2 separate regions of the Mus musculus genome follow, and region 1 is linked to region 2. The links are chromatin contacts, found by Hi-C or POLR2A ChIA-PET in ENCODE. All regions are on one chromosome and are shown on one strand. Each heading gives the region's core, a stretch centred on a gene start or an enhancer-like site at or near the end of the contact. The rest is flanking DNA. Distances are from core to core; before and after follow the strand shown.

Evidence for each region. Hi-C counts contacts between places; a loop is a spot of excess contacts on that map. ChIA-PET counts read pairs that join two places held with the same protein, here RNA polymerase II (POLR2A).
Region 1: a loop to region 2 is called in a map of Patski, with 2.0 times the contacts of the local background. The contact joins two enhancer-like sites. A Hi-C loop is called at or near these places in 1 of 37 maps with a recorded cell type or tissue (Patski). POLR2A ChIA-PET finds 5 or more read pairs at or near these places in 2 of 5 experiments (Patski and embryonic stem cell).

Annotation. Positions count from the first base shown.
Region 1 is chr5:107,266,247-107,269,695 of GRCm38, reverse strand. Tgfbr3 (transforming growth factor, beta receptor III) reads left to right here. Exons shown (of 17, transcript NM_011578.4): 2 at 3,346-3,449. The coding sequence starts at 3,436. Among named protein-coding and RNA genes, the nearest start is that of Tgfbr3, 22 kb to the left of the region's middle. Within about 2 kb of position 1,360, at least 1 of the 3 ENCODE cell types and tissues checked has a DNase peak (open chromatin) inside an H3K27ac peak, as active enhancers do.
Region 2 is chr5:107,165,562-107,168,999 of GRCm38, reverse strand. The region is part of intron 4 of Tgfbr3 (transforming growth factor, beta receptor III); the gene reads left to right. Among named protein-coding and RNA genes, the nearest start is that of Gm42146, 73 kb to the right of the region's middle. Within about 2 kb of position 2,184, at least 1 of the 3 ENCODE cell types and tissues checked has a DNase peak (open chromatin) inside an H3K27ac peak, as active enhancers do.

The DNA.
Region 1 (3,449 bases), core at 111-2,610, 100 kb before region 2:
CAGATGCACACATACCACACACAGACAGAGACACACCACACACACAGAGGAACATACACACATGTACACACACAAATATATATAATATATTATATATAGAGACACATATACAACGATACACACAGACAAACACATACACACCACACACACACAGATGGATAAATATACACACACAAATATACATAGACACACACATATACATATACCAGATACACACACACACACACACACACCACACACACAAATTGACAGATGCTCACACACCACACACGGACAGAGACATACCACACACACACACACACACACACACACACACACACACACACGGAGGGACATACACACATCACACACACAAATATACACACACACACACACACAGATACACAGAGACAGACACACACCACACAGACGGACACACAAACACACACAGATAGACACAAACACGCACACACACACACATTCCTTCCTTAGTCTAGGCTTTTCTAAGTAGCTCCTTTGGAGCGTGGGTCTAGATTCGTGGTGCTGTCAAGGATTTGGTTGAGCAGGCTTTCCTCAGCTAATCCCTGTATTTACCCAAATGCTTTGCTGGTTCTCAGGAATGTGCAGCAGCCAGCTCTGATTAATGGTCTCAGAAGTAAACACAGCATGCTCCGAAATCAACAGACTTAGCAAGCGGCACATTCTTCTTTGTTTTTAACCTGTGAGTGCCCCCCCCCCCCTGTTTTCTTCTGCTAATTTGTGGTGCTAAAGGCTCCCATCCCCAGCAGTGGAGCACACTGCTGTGAAGCTTTGGGTGGCGAGCAAAGAGATCACTCTGCAGTCGCCTCCAGATTGTTCCAGGGTCTCAGTGGTTCTACTTACGCACTCACACAGCTCATGAGCCCAAAGAGATTTCATGATGTCAAGGCGGGTCAGCAGCTAAGTGACTATGACAGAACCTCACCTGAAAGAGGAGTTGGTGTTTTCTGGTTTTATTTCAGAGGTACACAATTATGGAGGCCTGGCTCCACCCAGCATTCAGCTGAGGGGCTGGATTCCTGAGTCATGCCACAGCTCTGGTCTGTAGTCTTGGCTGGACATCAGCCAGGTGGGACCCCTGGGATTCCCTTCCTGTCCTCCCAGGCCCTAGAACTCTGTCAGCACACTGGGGAGATTAGACAAAAAAAAAAAAAAAAAAACCCTCGCAGTTTGCTTTCTTTTCGAACACGTTCTCATAAAGAGGGGCTTCAGCTCAAAGAAGCTCCTTCTTTGTTCACCACAGCTGTGTGGAGTCTCAACTTGTCCTGCACTTCCTCGGAGATGTCTCGAGATCCGGAGTGAACTTGCTGTGGTTGCCTTTGGGCATCAAACTGTTTAGCTTGGCTCGATTATATAATAATTATATAATTGCCCAATATTCTTGTCAGCAATTTGCAGGCCGTATTTTTAATAGGGCCATTTGCCTTTCTTTCCATGGTTCCTTCAGGACTGGTGTAAGCTCCTGGATTATTGCAGCGCAGCCCCACAGGCCCTGCACAGATGTGAGCAGAGGTGACGCGCGCCCTGGGCTGCCTGTGGTTATTTGCTCCATAAAAATCCTCCTGTAAACCATCTTCTCAGTGCTCCTTATGGGTCTTTGCTTTAGTAAGATTTCTGTTGGTGTTCGTTGAAATGGTATATTCTTTCAGGGAGATTTCTCTTTATTAACCCGTTTAGGAAATCTAATTTTTGAAGAAAAAAACCTGGAAACAAACTCTCCAGCTTATTAACCCATTTAGGAAATCTAATTTTTGAAGAGGAAAAACGGGAGACAAACTCTCAGTGTTGTTGTCGAGTTCTTAAGCAAACAGACATTTCCATTTATCTGATGGTGAGAGAAAGGCGAGGCTTCCAGGGGTTAGCTGAAGTAAATTTCGTGGCTTTCAAATAAGTTTTCTAACTTGTCAGCATTGCTGGTAACTTTGTTCTCCCTTGACCTTGACTTCTTTCTCCCTGTGGCAATACACAAAACTTGTTGGGCAGGAGCTAAGAATTACATGAATGACCGACCACACTCCGATCTTTTCAGTTATCAGCAAGAAGACCTCAAAGAGAATGGGGTAGTGATCAAAATAGCTGATATTTTTTGATTGATAGCGTATTATATGTGTGGCACCTTATAAACCTGGGTGCGCGCTCTCTCTCTCTCTCTCTCTCTGTGCCTCTCTCTGTCTCTGTCTCTCTTTCTCCCTCTGCATCTCTGTCTCTCTCTCTCACACATACATATATATATTTCAACTGTCTCAAACAAAGCAACAACCTCCCCTCCCCCGATACACATATCAGTCACAAATCTCAGCTAGATGACGGCCACACCTTTAATTCCAGAACTCAGGGGTCAGAGGCAGGTGGATCTCTGTGAGTTTGTGGCCAGCCTGTTCTACAGAGTGAGTACAGACCTACCAGGACTACAGTGAGACCTTGCCTCAAACAAACCACACTCACACACAGACCCAGACACACACAGATCCAGACACACAGAGACCCACTACACACACACACACACACACACACACACGTAAAGCAACAGCAATACAACCTTGACAGAGCTCTAGACAGGAACCAGAAATGGTTAGAAAGAGGCTTCTGGATCACATGGCCCAGGACTGAGTTTTTCTGCAATGTGGCAGAGAGGCAGCAAAGCCCTTTCTCCTTTTTAATATTGGTGAAGAGGTGAAGAGTTGAAATATGAGTTTTGTTCTTTCTGTTCTTTTTTTGTTTTTTGTTGTTTTTTGTTTGTTTGTTTGTTTTTTGTTTTTTTCTCTCTGCAGATTGACTCTCAGTGCAATTGAAGTTGATCTTAGTGGTAACCTCGCCATGGTGAGGCTCAGTCTCTAAGAACTATTTCTGCTTGCTGGCTCTTGGAACTGCATGTCCAGTGTCCCTGACTGTGTACATTGTTACTGCTGATATGACAGGTGTCTGCCTGGCGTGTCTGTCACGGTCCTAAAAACTCCACACAGAACCAAAGATCTACTTGAGTGTGTTGGTACATTCCTGTGATGCTAGCCATTCAGGGAGGTTGAAACAGGAGGGACTTGAACCCAAGAATGTTGGGCTAGCCTGGGAAACATAGTGAGACCCTGCCTCATGTTTAGTATGTGAAGTATAAGCATGTCACTTTTAAAACTACTCTCTGTAAGAGTCTTTGTTAACAGTCACTGTCCACCCCAATTTGCCTGAGGGCTGCCCCGGTCTTTTTCAGGACAAATTGTTTCTCTTCGATACTTTTCAGAAATTCTCCATTTAACTTTTTACATATGACATGTGTGTTCACTAGCGAAATTTCAACACTGTTTTCTTACTGAAATTTGTTTATTTTTCTAGGCAAGTTGAACATTGCAGAGAAGGATCTTAAGGCTACACCCGACTTGCCACACTTGCCATCCAGCTGAAGAACCAAAGGCTGTTGGAGAGATGGCAGTGACATC
Region 2 (3,438 bases), core at 935-3,434:
CCAGCCATTTTATCATTAAATCAGGAAAGAAATGTGGATATCTTTGGCAGCCAGATGGGGATAGGACAGGGCAGATGTTGGTCTCACAGCACAGTGACCAGGGTTTGACATATAAAAATGCAGGTTTCTAGTTCAAGTTGAGTTTCAGATAAATAAATTTGCTTAAGTATGCCTGTGCAATATTTTAGACATAATTACACTAACAAAATCCATACATTCTTTAGCTACAGTTCAAGTTTAATTTGGTGTCCTGTATTTTTTTCTGGTAACCCAGGTTTTTGTTTTTGGCTTAATCTCCCCAGCATGGGTTCTAGTTCTGGCTCCAGCACTAAGGAGTTGTGCATCAGGGCGCATGGTTGTGCTACCCCGGGCTCAGTTCCCCCATCACAGATAAAGACTTTGGATTATTTGGATTAAGCTGATCTTCCGAGTTCCCTCAAGTTTTTTTTTTTTTTTTTTTTTAACTCTTATGCTTTGATAATGCGGCTGCTAGATAACTATATCCTAATTTAATTGGAAACAGAAGATAGCAATATGAACCCTGCCCTCCTCAGCAAATCTGAGTAAATACCAAGGCATGGCAGTTGGAATAAGTGAGGAAAACCGAACTTTATTCTTTGGCTTTGGCTTAAAAACAAATCAAAACTTAATCCTAATGAAAAATGTAAATTAATACCAGGAACACACTGAATATTTAAAAAACAGCTCTGCGTGTCCAAAGAAGGGGGAAGGGTGACTGAAAAATCCTTATTGCCAAAATCTGGCTTACTCCTTTTCCTTAAACTGGAGGGGGCGGGGAGGCCAAGTATTTTGGACCTCTGCCACCAAACCACAGGCAGTTCTCTGATTTGCACTGCATTTTGGATGCCTGACAAGACTCGGTGAAAACAAGTGCTATTTGTTTTCCTGTGCCTAGTATTTAACTGGAAATCAAAAGGCTAAATTTCCAATCAGTTGTTAAGCAGCCCCAGATGTGAGCTCAGGGCCGCACTGGGGGGAGTCAGCCTAATAAGGCGCATGCGCCACCTAACAGGACACATGCGCAGCTGTTACCTTTCCAAGCCAAGCAATGTGTAACCGAGGGTTAGTGTGTCCAAAAATGCTCTGGGAATAACTCAGTCAAGCTTGCATGTGGAGGAGGGAACTTAAAAATAAACAAATTGAAAAAACTCCTGGGTTCTATGGTTTTGCATTAAAAAACAAAATCTTTCTAACATCCTTTGGCAGCTCTGCCCCATACTTGAGAGCCCACAAAGTTAGCAAACCTTCTATGATGTCCTTCGTATGAACTGTTCACCGATTCAGCATCCGTTTTTTCTGCCCGAGTGCTTGAGGAAAATGACCCAGGGATTGACAGGGAAGGGTGAGTCACCTACGTTCAGAGAGCTTTCTACCGCTCGCTCGCAGAGCTAGCTAGAAAATTGGGAGTTGAGGTTCAGTGTAAAAATGTACCGTTGTTTAGATCCCAGAAGTTGGAGAAAATGAGACTTGCCCTCTTGCCTGTGCAGACGAGGTAGCAGCTTCCGGGAGGTGGACTCTGAGGAGCATGTAGGCAGATGGCTTAGGGAACTGTAAACAAACGGAGCTTCCCACCAGGCTAGAGGTGTCACCCCTGTGTCCTAGGGACCTGACTGCACCATTCAGTGAAGTCTTTCCCCAAATAAATTCTCTCTTGAAGGCAGATTAAATAAACACTTCCAGATTCGTGGTGGTTCTTTTCAGTATCTCTGGCCGAATGACTCACTGTGTCCCGAGGAGATTCCAAGTGGTTGTGTACCATGCGTTTCTTCTCAAGAGGCCGCTTATCTGTTGGTTTTGTGGCTTGTCCCTCAGAGATGTAATTATATGGGGATTGAGCCTTTCAGGAGCTGGGGTCAGTCAACTACCATATTTCCTAGAATTGAGTTTCTGCCCCTTTGTGGTAAGAGAGCCTCTCCTAAATGTCACTGTGGCACTTAGAACGTTGGAGAGAGTCCAGTTTCAGCTGGTAAACCTGGTCCAGAGAGGGCTTGTAGAAGCTTTTGTCCTGACAGGTTGGGGAGGGTGGTGACTGCAGCGTAGATGAGTGGCCCAGAGCCCTGGTTTGCCCTCTTGTAGTTTCCTAAGCGAGACATCCTGTCCAGGAGGACTCACCCAGTGTGGACTTTTCCTGGCTCTACTTGGTGTGTTGTGTCATGTCTGTGTGTAGGCACGGCCCCAGCCCTGTGAAGGCCTCGCTTTCATTCAACAAATTGAGGTTAAACAAACTTGAGTACACTGAACAGAAGATTGGTTTTCCTTGCATAGTCCAAGGAGGTTCTTTAGAGCTCTGGAATAAAGCTAATCTGGTGACGTAATGCATCTGCCCTTCCCAGGCACCGGCATTGATGTCAAAGGTTAATCTCTGGGGCTGTGGGTAACATAGTGGACAACCTCCGGAGAGCTATTTGGTAAGAAAAAATGAGTGTTTTGTTAAGGGAAGTTACAGAATGTTTTATTTTCATATAATGAGAGGAGAGGAAAAACTCTCCCAGGAGGCTCTGGGATGCTGATGTGAAACTTTTAGGCTGTGCCTGGGTGCAGATGGTGATGTTGTGGGACAGCTCCCAAAGCTACCTCACAACCCGTTTCAGGGAATGGCTGCAGCATGGCTCAGCTCCTTTCTGGGTACACACAAACTGTCCACTTTGCTTGAGACAATGTAGGTTTTGCATCTCCGATCCTTGTCATCTAGTTTTCTGGCTTAGAAATCATCTTATCGTGGGATAGAATCTGTATCTTAATCTCTGCTTTTGCCATTACTCCTGGGTGGTTTGGAGTCCCTGGTGCAGATCAGGGTTAGGGTTAGGGTTAGGGTTAGGGTTAGGGTTATGAACTGTGAGTGATCCCGTGGTGGACGTGGTCAGCAGGGTACCCTTTGGATTGTGAGTGATAGCCCAAGCCGGAGCTCATGCACCTGCCACCTACAGCCCACAGAAATGATAGCTCACTTGCTATCTCTTGCCCCTTTATCTTTATCTTTTGAGAAAGGTTGGCATTGCTTTGATCTGTGAACACAGGCAGAAGAAATCCCTTTCTAGACGTTTGCATAAGAAGGCTCAGCTTCTGCTCCACTGAGCAACAAACTGTGGGTGATGAACGTTAAGGTCTGTCTTGAAGCCCTCATGATGTGTTTGGAGGCCATGCATGCATGAGTGTAGTTAATAAAAATGAAAGAGTGTGTATCGGGGGCTGGATGCTTCAAAGTACTTACATACATTACTCCGTTTGTAATCTCTGTAACAAGTCTGTTATGTAGGTGCCATTGCTATTATTATCATAAAACTATTTGGCTGTATGATGCAGTTCTTAAAGATAAATTTCACGTAGGTATCATTTATCATTACTTTAGATGAGGAAATGAGACAGGGAGGTTGACAAGTGTGTGGACCAACTGTTGCTGGATGGTGGTTATAACAC